Regions from separate parts of the Homo sapiens genome. Here region 2 is linked to region 1. The links are chromatin loops, found by intact Hi-C in ENCODE. Cell type or tissue: mammary epithelial cell. All regions are shown on one strand. Each heading gives the region's core, and the rest is flanking DNA. Links, peaks and the distances in the headings are about the cores only.

Region 1 (4,776 bases), core at 336-4,335:
TTATATCTTTATATATCTTTATATATGTTTATTTATATATATTTATATATGTTTATATATTTATATTTATATATTTATATATATTTATATATTTATATTTATATATTTATATATATTTATATATATTTATATATTTTTATATATTTATATATTTATATATATTTATACATTTATATATTTATATATATTTATATATATATTTATATATTTATATATATTTTTTATATTTATATTTATATATTTATATATATATTTATATTTATATATTGTTATATATTTTTATATATATTTATATTTATATATTGTTATATATTTTTATATATTTATATATTGTTATATATTTATATATTTATATATTGTTATATATTTTTATATATATTTATACATTTATATATTTATATATATTTATATATTTATATATATTTTTTATATTTATATTTATATATTTATATATATTTATATTTATATATTGTTATATATTTTTATATATATTTATATTTATATATTGTTATATATTTTTATATATATTTATATATTGTTATATATTTTTATATATTTATATATTTATATATTTATATATATTTATATATATATTTATATATATTTATATATTTATATATATTTATATATATTTATATATATTTATATATATTTATATATTTATATATATTTATATATATTTATATATTTATATTTATATATTTATATATTTATATATATTTATATATATTTATATATTTATATATTTATATATATTTATATATATTTATATATTTATATATATTTATATATATTTATATATTTATATATATTTATATATTTATATATATTTTTATATATTTTTATATATTTATATTTATATATATTTATATATTTATATATATTTTTTATATATTTATATATTCATATATATTCATAAATACTTATATTTATTTATTTATATATGTATATATGTATATATTTATATATTTATATATATTTATATATTTATATATATTTTTTATATATTTATATATTCATATATATTCATAAATACTTATATTTATTTATATATTTATATATTTATATATATTTATATATTTATATATTTATATATATTTTTATATATTTATATATTTATATATATTTTTATATATTTATATATATTTATATATATTTATATATATTTATATATTTATATATATTTTTATATATTTATATATATTTATATATATTTATGTATATATTTATATATTTGTATATTTTTATATATTTATATATTTATATATTTTTATATATTTATATATATTTATATATATTTTTATGTTTTTATATATTTATATATATTTATATATATTTATATATTTTTATATATTTATATATATTTATATATATTTATATATTTATATATATTTATATATTTATATATATTTATATATTTATATATATTTATATATTTATATATATTTATATATATTTATATATGAATTTTGGAAGGGGGCACAGTTCTGCCCATAATGGCCTCTTAATTATATCACCAAGTCTAGCAAGATCTAACACACTGTGTTTTTTTGTTTTTTTGTTTTTGACAGAAGGTTTCACTCTGTGGCCCAGGCTGGAGTGCAGTGGCATAATCATGGCTCCCTGAAGCCTCGACCTCCCTGGCTCAGGCAATCCCCCCAACTCAGCCTCCCAAGTAGCTGGGACTACAGCTGGTGCATACCACCACACCCAGCTTTTTTTTTTTTTTTTTTTTTTGAGACAGAGTCTCGCTCTGTCACCCAGGCTGGAGTGTAGTGATGCAGTGACAGGATGGCAGATCACTGCAACCTCCGCCTCCCAGGTTCAAGGGATTCTCCTGCCTCAGCCTCCCGAGTAGCTGGGATTACAGGCACGCACCACCATACCCAGCTAATTTTTTTTTTTTTTTGAGACGGAGTCTCACTCTTTCGCCCAGGCTGGAGTGCAGTGGTGCCATCTCGGCTCACTGCAAGCTCCGCCTCCCAGGTTCACGCCATTCTCCTGCCTCAGCCTCCTGAGTAGCTGGGACTACAAGCGCCCACCACCGCGCCCGGCTAATTTTTTGTATTTTTAGTTGAGACGGGGTTTCACTGTGGTCTCGATCTCCTGACCTCATGATCCACCCGCCTCGGCCTCCCAAAGTGCTGGGATTACAGGCGTCAGCCACCGCGCCCGGCCTTTTTTTTTTTTTTTTTTTTTTTAAGGCAGAGTCTGGCACTGTTGCCCAGGCTGGAGTGCAGTGACACAATCTCAGCTCACTGCAACCTCCGCCTCCCGGGTTCAAGAGATTCTTGTGCCTCAGCCTCCTGAGTAGCTGGGGTTACAGGCCCCCGCCACCACGCCTGGCTAATTTTTGTATTTTTAGTAGAGATGGGTTTCACCATGTTGGTCAGGCTGGTCTTAAACTACTGACCTCAAGGGATCCGCCTGCCTCGGCTTCCCAATGTGCTGGGATTACAGGCATGAGCCACTGAGCCAGGCCAGTTGTTCATTTTTTCAACAAACGTTTTCTTGAGCAGCCTCTATGTGTCAGGTCCTGTGCTGCACCCTGGCGTGACCTGTCGGTAGGACAAGGACACTGGACTGTAATTAGTGCTAAGTGGTGAAGACAGACAGGGTATAGAGGTGGCCTATGGGAGCCCAGAGGTGGGATCACACCCAGTTTGGGGAATGTACGTAGGCTGAGATTTCTAAGTTGAAACCTGAGAGCTGAGGAGGAGTTAGCCAGGAACAGTAATGGACAGGAGGAGAAAGTATTCCATAAGAGGAACCCTGTGCTCCTTAAGGCATGGAGTGAGAGCTGTTGGTCCTTGAAAAAGCTGAAAGTTCAGAGTAGCTGGAGGAAAGGGGAAGGGTGACTGGAACAGTCCAGGGGCCAGAACTCCAAAGGCTTTGCAATGTGTGTGGAGGAGTGAAGGTCTACTTGCCCCTTCCCCAATTTGCCAAGTTCCCAAGCTGACCTAAGTTTTGAATTTGGTGAGTTCAGGTGAAGTCTGACAATATAGCCAGGGAGTGGGTCTGGAAAGTTAGTGGGAAGGAGGGGCCAGGACAGGCTCCTTGCAAGAGAAAGCTGATTTGCCCTCCTGGCCTGGTTCCCTAGAGCCTCCTCCGCAAAGCTGAGGAGCTCCTGCCAAGCACGTAGGTGCTGAGCCTAAGACTGGGTTCCCTTCTCTTCCCAGGCTGGGATTTAAGGTTGAGCTCAGGCTGTCTGATCCATGGCCATGTTACCTCTCTAATCTCTGCCACACAGGACCCTAGCCAGGGGCCACTACTCAGGCACAAAATGAAATCCCATCTGGCCTTTCTTGCTGTTGTCTTGTGGCTTCCTCAACTGGCTGGGTGGGCCCACACCCAGGCTGGGGCTGTGAGCTTATTATCTTGTCTTCCTCTTCTGTCTTTTGTTGTTGTTTGTTTGTTTGTTTGTTTGTTTGTTTAGATGGCGTCTTGCTCTGTCACCCAGGCTGGAGTGCAGGTGGTGCAATCACAGCTCACTACAGCCTCGACTTCCTGGCTCAAGCGATCCTCCAACCTCAGCCTCCAAGTAGCTGGGACTAGAGGCATGCGCCACCACACCCGGCTAGTTTTTTGTATTTTTTGTAGAGATGGGGTTTTGCCATGTTGTCCAGGCTGGTCTCGAATTCCTGGACACCGTGCTTGGGCCAGAATCTCTTGAGTGTCAGGTCACAGAGGCCAACGGAGGAGGGTCAAGAACAAGAGATGCCAGGTAAGGTTAGGACTTGGGAAGGGCTATTGGCTTCAGCAATAAGGAGATGGCAGGTGTCCTTGGTGGGTGCAGAGGTGGAAGGGATAAAGCCAACCTGAAATAAGAGATGTGCTGATAGCCACGGTAGCACTTCCCACTCACCTGGTGCTATTGTGAGCACTTTATACTATTAACTCACCTAATATGCGCAACGACTCCATGTGATAGGCATTATCATCCCCGTGTTCCCATGGGGAATTTTTTTTTTTTTTTTTTTGAGATGGAGTCTTGCTCTGTTGCCCAGGCTGGAGTGCAATGGCATGATTGGGGCTCACTGTAACCTCCACCTCCCAGGTTCAAGCGATTCTCCCACCTCAACCTTCTGAGTAGCTGGGATTACTGGCTCCTGCCACCAAGCCCGGCTAATTTTTGTATTTTTAGTAGTGACAGGATTTTGCCATGTTGGTCAGGCTGGTCTCGAACTCCTGACCTCAAGTGCAATGGCATGATCTCGGCTCACCGCAATCTCCACCTCCCAGGTTCAAGCGATTCTTCTGTCTCAGCCTCCGGAGTAGCTGGGATTACAGGCATGTGCCACCATGCTCAGCTAATTTTGTATTTTTAGTAGAGATGGGGTTTCTCCATGTTTGTCAGGCTGATCTCGAACTCCCGACCTCAGGTGATCCGCCTGCCTCGGCCTCCCAAAGTGCTGGGATTACAGGCGTGAGCTACCGCACCCGGCCTCTCATGGGGAATTTAAAAGGTTCAATGGCTTTCCCAAAGTCACAAAGCTTGGTGACTTTGGTGACCATGGTGAAGCATGGACTTGGGAACCTGGGCAGTGTGGCTCCGGAATCCATTTCACTGCCAAGCCATATAACCACTTCTCAGCTGTGAGGAGGGGACAGGGGAATGGGTGGGCAGGACCAATAGGGAGGGAGAGGAGAGCTGGAGGATAAGGAAAGGTGGGGCAGGTGATTTATGGGCTGAGTGGTTCCCTCTCCTGCACCATAAACAAAGGGACTGGTCAACAGCTGAGAAGGAGATAAGGTGATTCAGGAGGTAGGGACTGG
Region 2 (4,776 bases), core at 503-4,502, 440 kb before region 1:
CCAATCTCACCAAAGCCTCTGAAATGGATCATCATAGGAAAGTAACTTATCATAACTGCATCCTTGACCAAAAATTTACCCCTTATTTCTATTTAAGTACACATGAAAGCATGGCAAAAATACATTTCAGGGAAACTGATTCCTTACCCCTGCAGCATGCTGTCTGTTGCACAAGAGCTAGTTATGTATCTGAAGTGTGAATGGGCCCAGTTGAGTCTTATTCTGACTTTCCATCACATTGAACTTTGGAGCCTTTTCAAGTCTGTGAAGTTGAGATGGGAACCATTATGAAAAGCTAATGTGGGCCGGGCCCAGTGGCTCACGCCTGTAATCCCAACACTTTGGGAGACTGAGGCGGGCAGATCATAAGGTCAGGAGTTTGAGACCAGCCTGACCAACATAGTGAAACCCTGTTTCTACTAAAAATACAAAAAACTAGTCGGGCACAGTGGCGGGCGCCTGTAATCCCAGCTACTCAGGAGGCTGAGGCAGGAGAATCACTTGAATCCAGGAGGCGGAGGTTGCAGTGAGCCAAGATCGCACCATTGCACTCCAGCCTGGGCGACAGAGCGAGACTAAAAAAAAGAAAGAAAGAAAAGCTAATGTGAATGTTCTGTTTACTTGTGGCTTTTATATAATTTATTCATGCACTTTTAGGCTAGCAGAATTATTCCCATGTTAGTTTAGTATTTCTAATTAACCAAAGTGAACATCACTGATGAGTGGCAAGGCCTCTCAACTGAAGGATGTCTTTATGCTGAAATCAGCACTACTCTGGCAGCAAAGGAAAGACCCTAAGCCTATTCTTCTGCACTGATGAGTAACTTTCTGGGTTCTTACCTGCTCTTAGCTTTTGTTCCTGGGAGAAAAGAGATTGTGATTTTTTTTTCTACGTCTGAATATGCCATCAACCAACAAATTTTCTATATTTAAAAATACTGATTCCCATAGAACTTGTGGCATAAAAAACAAGTGAATTTAATATAAATACAAAGTATTAGTTTGGTGCAAAAGTAATTGCAGTTTTTGCCATTACTTTTAATGAAAAACCGCAATTACTTTTGCTCCAATCTAATAATTAGCTGGCTAGGCATATTTTCTAGTGAGGAGTCCCGATGTCCTCATGGTCAGGACTCCACTCACCATATGAATAAGGTGTTGAAATGATATTTATTTGGTCAAAATGAGAGAGTTATGGTTTGAACTTAAGAAGAATAGCTGGTTCATAATTTACCTGTGGATGGATGTGGGAGACTGAACAATATGGTTTAGAGGCCCAGAAAAGATGTGTCATCTAATGTACAAATTAGAGAGCATGACACTAGATGTAATGTTTTAGTGTAATCAAAAGAAGTTATGAACATATTCAATTCACAGATGCGCTTTTCATTCTCCCTCAAAATTTTATATATTCTCTGATGACTATGTTACTTGTCTATTTTTTCTTCTTCAGACTTCTCATTTCAGCCCAAGAAGAAGAAGCTTCCAGTAAATATATGATCATTCCTAGAAATTTCACATGATTTATGTGACTCAATTATGGGTTTTGTTTGTTTGAGTTGGAGTCTTGGTCTGTCGCCCAGGCGGGAGTGCAGTGGCATGACCTCAGCCTACTGCAACATCCGCCTCCTGGGTTCAAGCAATTCTCCTGCCTCAGCCTCCCAAGTAGCTGGGATTACAGACATGCGCCACGACACCCGGCTAATTTTTGTAGTTTTAGCAGAGACGGGGTTTCACATGTTGGCCAGGCTGGTCTCAAACTCCTGACCTCAAGTGATCCCCCGGCCTTGGCCTCCCAAAGTGCTAGGATTACAGACGTGAGCCACCATGCCCAGCCTCAATTATGTTTGTAATGCTGCTTTTCCCATGCTGCCAAATAGCACTGTTTCACCATGCTATTTCGACCTAAGGCACCCACTATTTATCATCAAGGATCATTGCCAATGATCTTAAGAACTGTCTTTTCTTTTTTTTTTTGAGACAGGGTCTCGCTTTATTGCCCAGGCTGGAGTGCAGAGTGCAGTGGCACGATCTTGGCTCACTGCAACCTCCGCCTCCAAGGTTCAAGCAATTCTCCTGCCTCAGCCTCCCGAGTAGTTGGGATTACAGGCATGTACCACCATGCCCAGCTAACTTTGTATTTTTAGTAGAGACAGGCTTTCTCCATGTTGGTCAGGCTGGTCTTGAACTCCCGACCTCAGGTGATCCGCCCGCCTCGGCCTCCCAAAGTGCTAGGATTACAGGCATAAGCCACTGCGCCTGGCCAAGAGTTGTCTCTTCTTAAAACCCCTCTCTCCAAAATTTTAGGCTTCATTACTCCTCAATCTGTATTCTTTCTAAATGGGGTAACTAAGATAAATAAAAGCTTACTAGGTTTCATCTTGTCAAAAAACTCTATGTCTTGGTATGTTTTCTGCATTTAAAAAATTCACATTGACTTAGGAAAGTGTGATCTAACACTCAGGTTACACTCGGGGCAACTGGCAAGAGTAGGTGGTATGTGTTGGTGATAGTGAGACAGTAAGAGGCTGCTTCCTACCTACCTGCTCCAGGTGGCAGCAGCACCCCAGAAGGAAGGATCAGGGAAGAACTTTCTGAGCAGTGGTAAACCTCCTACAAACCTCCCTCCTCCTCTGGTAGAGGAGTGGGCAAAGTTAAGGCAATGAAGCCCTGACCAAATACAACTATGCCTCAACTAATCCTCTAAGATAGCTTATTTGGATTTTTCCCATACCTACCAGTACTACAATACATGTTGCTGTACACAGGTGAACTTGTCTGATTATTCCTTCGCAATATATATCTACAGCTGAAAATTGCTGAGTTGAAGATATATGAATAATTCTTAACTTTTTGATACAGGTTCTCAACTTGGCCTCCAGAAAGGTGGGTGAAAGTTTCTATTTCCCCATATTCTCACCCATATTCAGTGTTAAGGATCTGTTTCTTTTGCTAGTACAATAGGTTAACTATTGTTAAAATATAGGGTTGTTAGCAGATAATCTTTGTTTTTGAGTTTTGTAGGAACATCTCTGGAGTGTCAACATTAATATACAACATTTGTTGGTGGTTGATATAGTTTTTTTTAATGTTAGAGCGGTATTCTTCCTTCTTTCCTATTTTACTAAAACATCTTTAAATCATAAGGAATATATGCTATACATTATTAAATGCCTTTGGCAACATTTTTTTAAGATCGTGTTCAACCTTTTGGCACCTTTTAAGGTGCTCACATAATTTTTCTTCTTTGAAAATTTATGTGTTAAGTTGTATTAATAGATTTCCTAACAGTGAACCATTCTTACGTTCCTGGAACAAATCTTATATAGTTGTGGTGGATAACTCTTTAATATTCTGCTGAATCAGTGTGCTAAAGTTTTATTTATGAATTTTGGTCAAGTGAGATTTTTCTGTAACTGTTTTTGTGTGCTGTACTTGTGAGGCCTTTGAATTGGGGTTATAGTAGCATTGTGAAAGAAATCATGAACATTTTCTCCTTTTTCTTGGTCTGGAAAATTTTAAGGAATATTGAAATTATATGTTTATTTATGGCTTGAAATAATTTACCTTCAAAATTATTAATAGATGAATCTTGTGCCTTTTCTTGAGATTTTCTTGTATATCTTTTTCAAAATCATTCATGTTTATTGCTACGTCTAGTATTTGGCAAAATGTATTTTGTGAGACACTAGTCCTTTGAAGTAGTCTTTAAAAAACTTTCATGGCCAAAGAAGTCTTGGTGACTCACAATGGACATAACCATGTATTCTGCTGTCAAGAAAAAATGAGGTCTCATTCGTTTAACACAGAATTTCCAAAATGTATTTGATGTGATTTTCTTTTATAACCTAACACTTGTGGCAGAAGCTGCTGATTTTTCAGTCCCAGGATTTATTCTTTCTATCTTCCTTTGGTATTAGAATCCCCAAATCTGTACTGGGCACATGGGTACTCAGAACAAAGACAAAATTTTTCTTTATTCTTTTGTTTTTGTCCTTCTTTTAGATAGTTGCGACTGTATGATTAAGTTCTGGCCAGCAGGATGTGGGTGAAAGTGACATGTGTGTCTTCAGAGTGGTAGCTTTAAAGGAAGGGGCATGATCTACACAATAATTGCCCCTCTTACCAGACTTAATGGAGGGTGCATCTTGGACAAGATGCAAACTGCATGTAGGGTATCCCTGAACAACAAAATAAAAGAAGGCTGGGTGTCTGCCTCCAACAAATAACCATTTCAGCCCTGGGTTTTTATAAAAAAATACAAAACAAAATTTTGTCTCAAACCAAGACACCATGAATCTCCCTTGCCAAAGAAAGTAGCTTGTCTTCCTGTGTTTGCGTACACTAGCCTTGCTTTGGTTGAAAACTGGTAACAACCTAACTGGGATAGTTTTGCAAAGGGATATGCATCCTCCTCAAGAATCACTACAATCACCTTTGGTTGCCACTGGAATCATAAGTAGGATCCAATCTCAGTCTGCTCTAGGGAGTCAGATATTGTGTTAGTCCTTTCTTGCACTGCTATAAAGAAATCCCTGAAACTGGGTAATTAATAAAGAGAAGAGGTTTAATTGGCTTACAGTTCTGCAGGCTATACAGGAAGCATGGCTGGGGAGGCCTCAGGAAACTTTCAATCATGATGGAAGGGGAAACAGGAACATCTTACATGGCCAGAGCAGGAGGAATAGAGAGAATGGGGAGGTGCTACACACTTTTAAACAACCAGATCTCGTGAGAATTCACTCAATATCATGAGAACAGCAAGGGGGAAATCTG

The links. Hi-C counts contacts between places; a loop is a spot of excess contacts. Peaks named below come from ENCODE experiments on the same cell type or tissue, not always from the same donor. Only the 100,000 strongest peaks of a DNase experiment are listed, where the experiment ranks them.
Region 2: it touches region 1 in a loop (7-fold over the local background); 1 of 110 quality-filtered maps calls a loop at or near these places.

What each region holds. Positions count from the first base shown.
Region 1 is chr1:44,791,631-44,796,406 of GRCh38, reverse strand. It overlaps a transcript of BEST4 not described here. Among named protein-coding and RNA genes, the nearest start is that of BEST4, 5.8 kb to the right of the region's middle. RefSeq lists enhancers at 2,663-3,352, 4,045-4,736. In mammary epithelial cell, for the core only: a CTCF peak has its summit at 2,557; a DNase peak (open chromatin) is centred at 2,606; H3K27ac peaks cover 896 bases.
Region 2 is chr1:45,228,523-45,233,298 of GRCh38, reverse strand. No RefSeq gene overlaps it. Among named protein-coding and RNA genes, the nearest start is that of ZSWIM5, 24 kb to the right of the region's middle. In mammary epithelial cell, for the core only: a CTCF peak has its summit at 2,552 (motif pointing right); no DNase peak of the experiment used is centred there.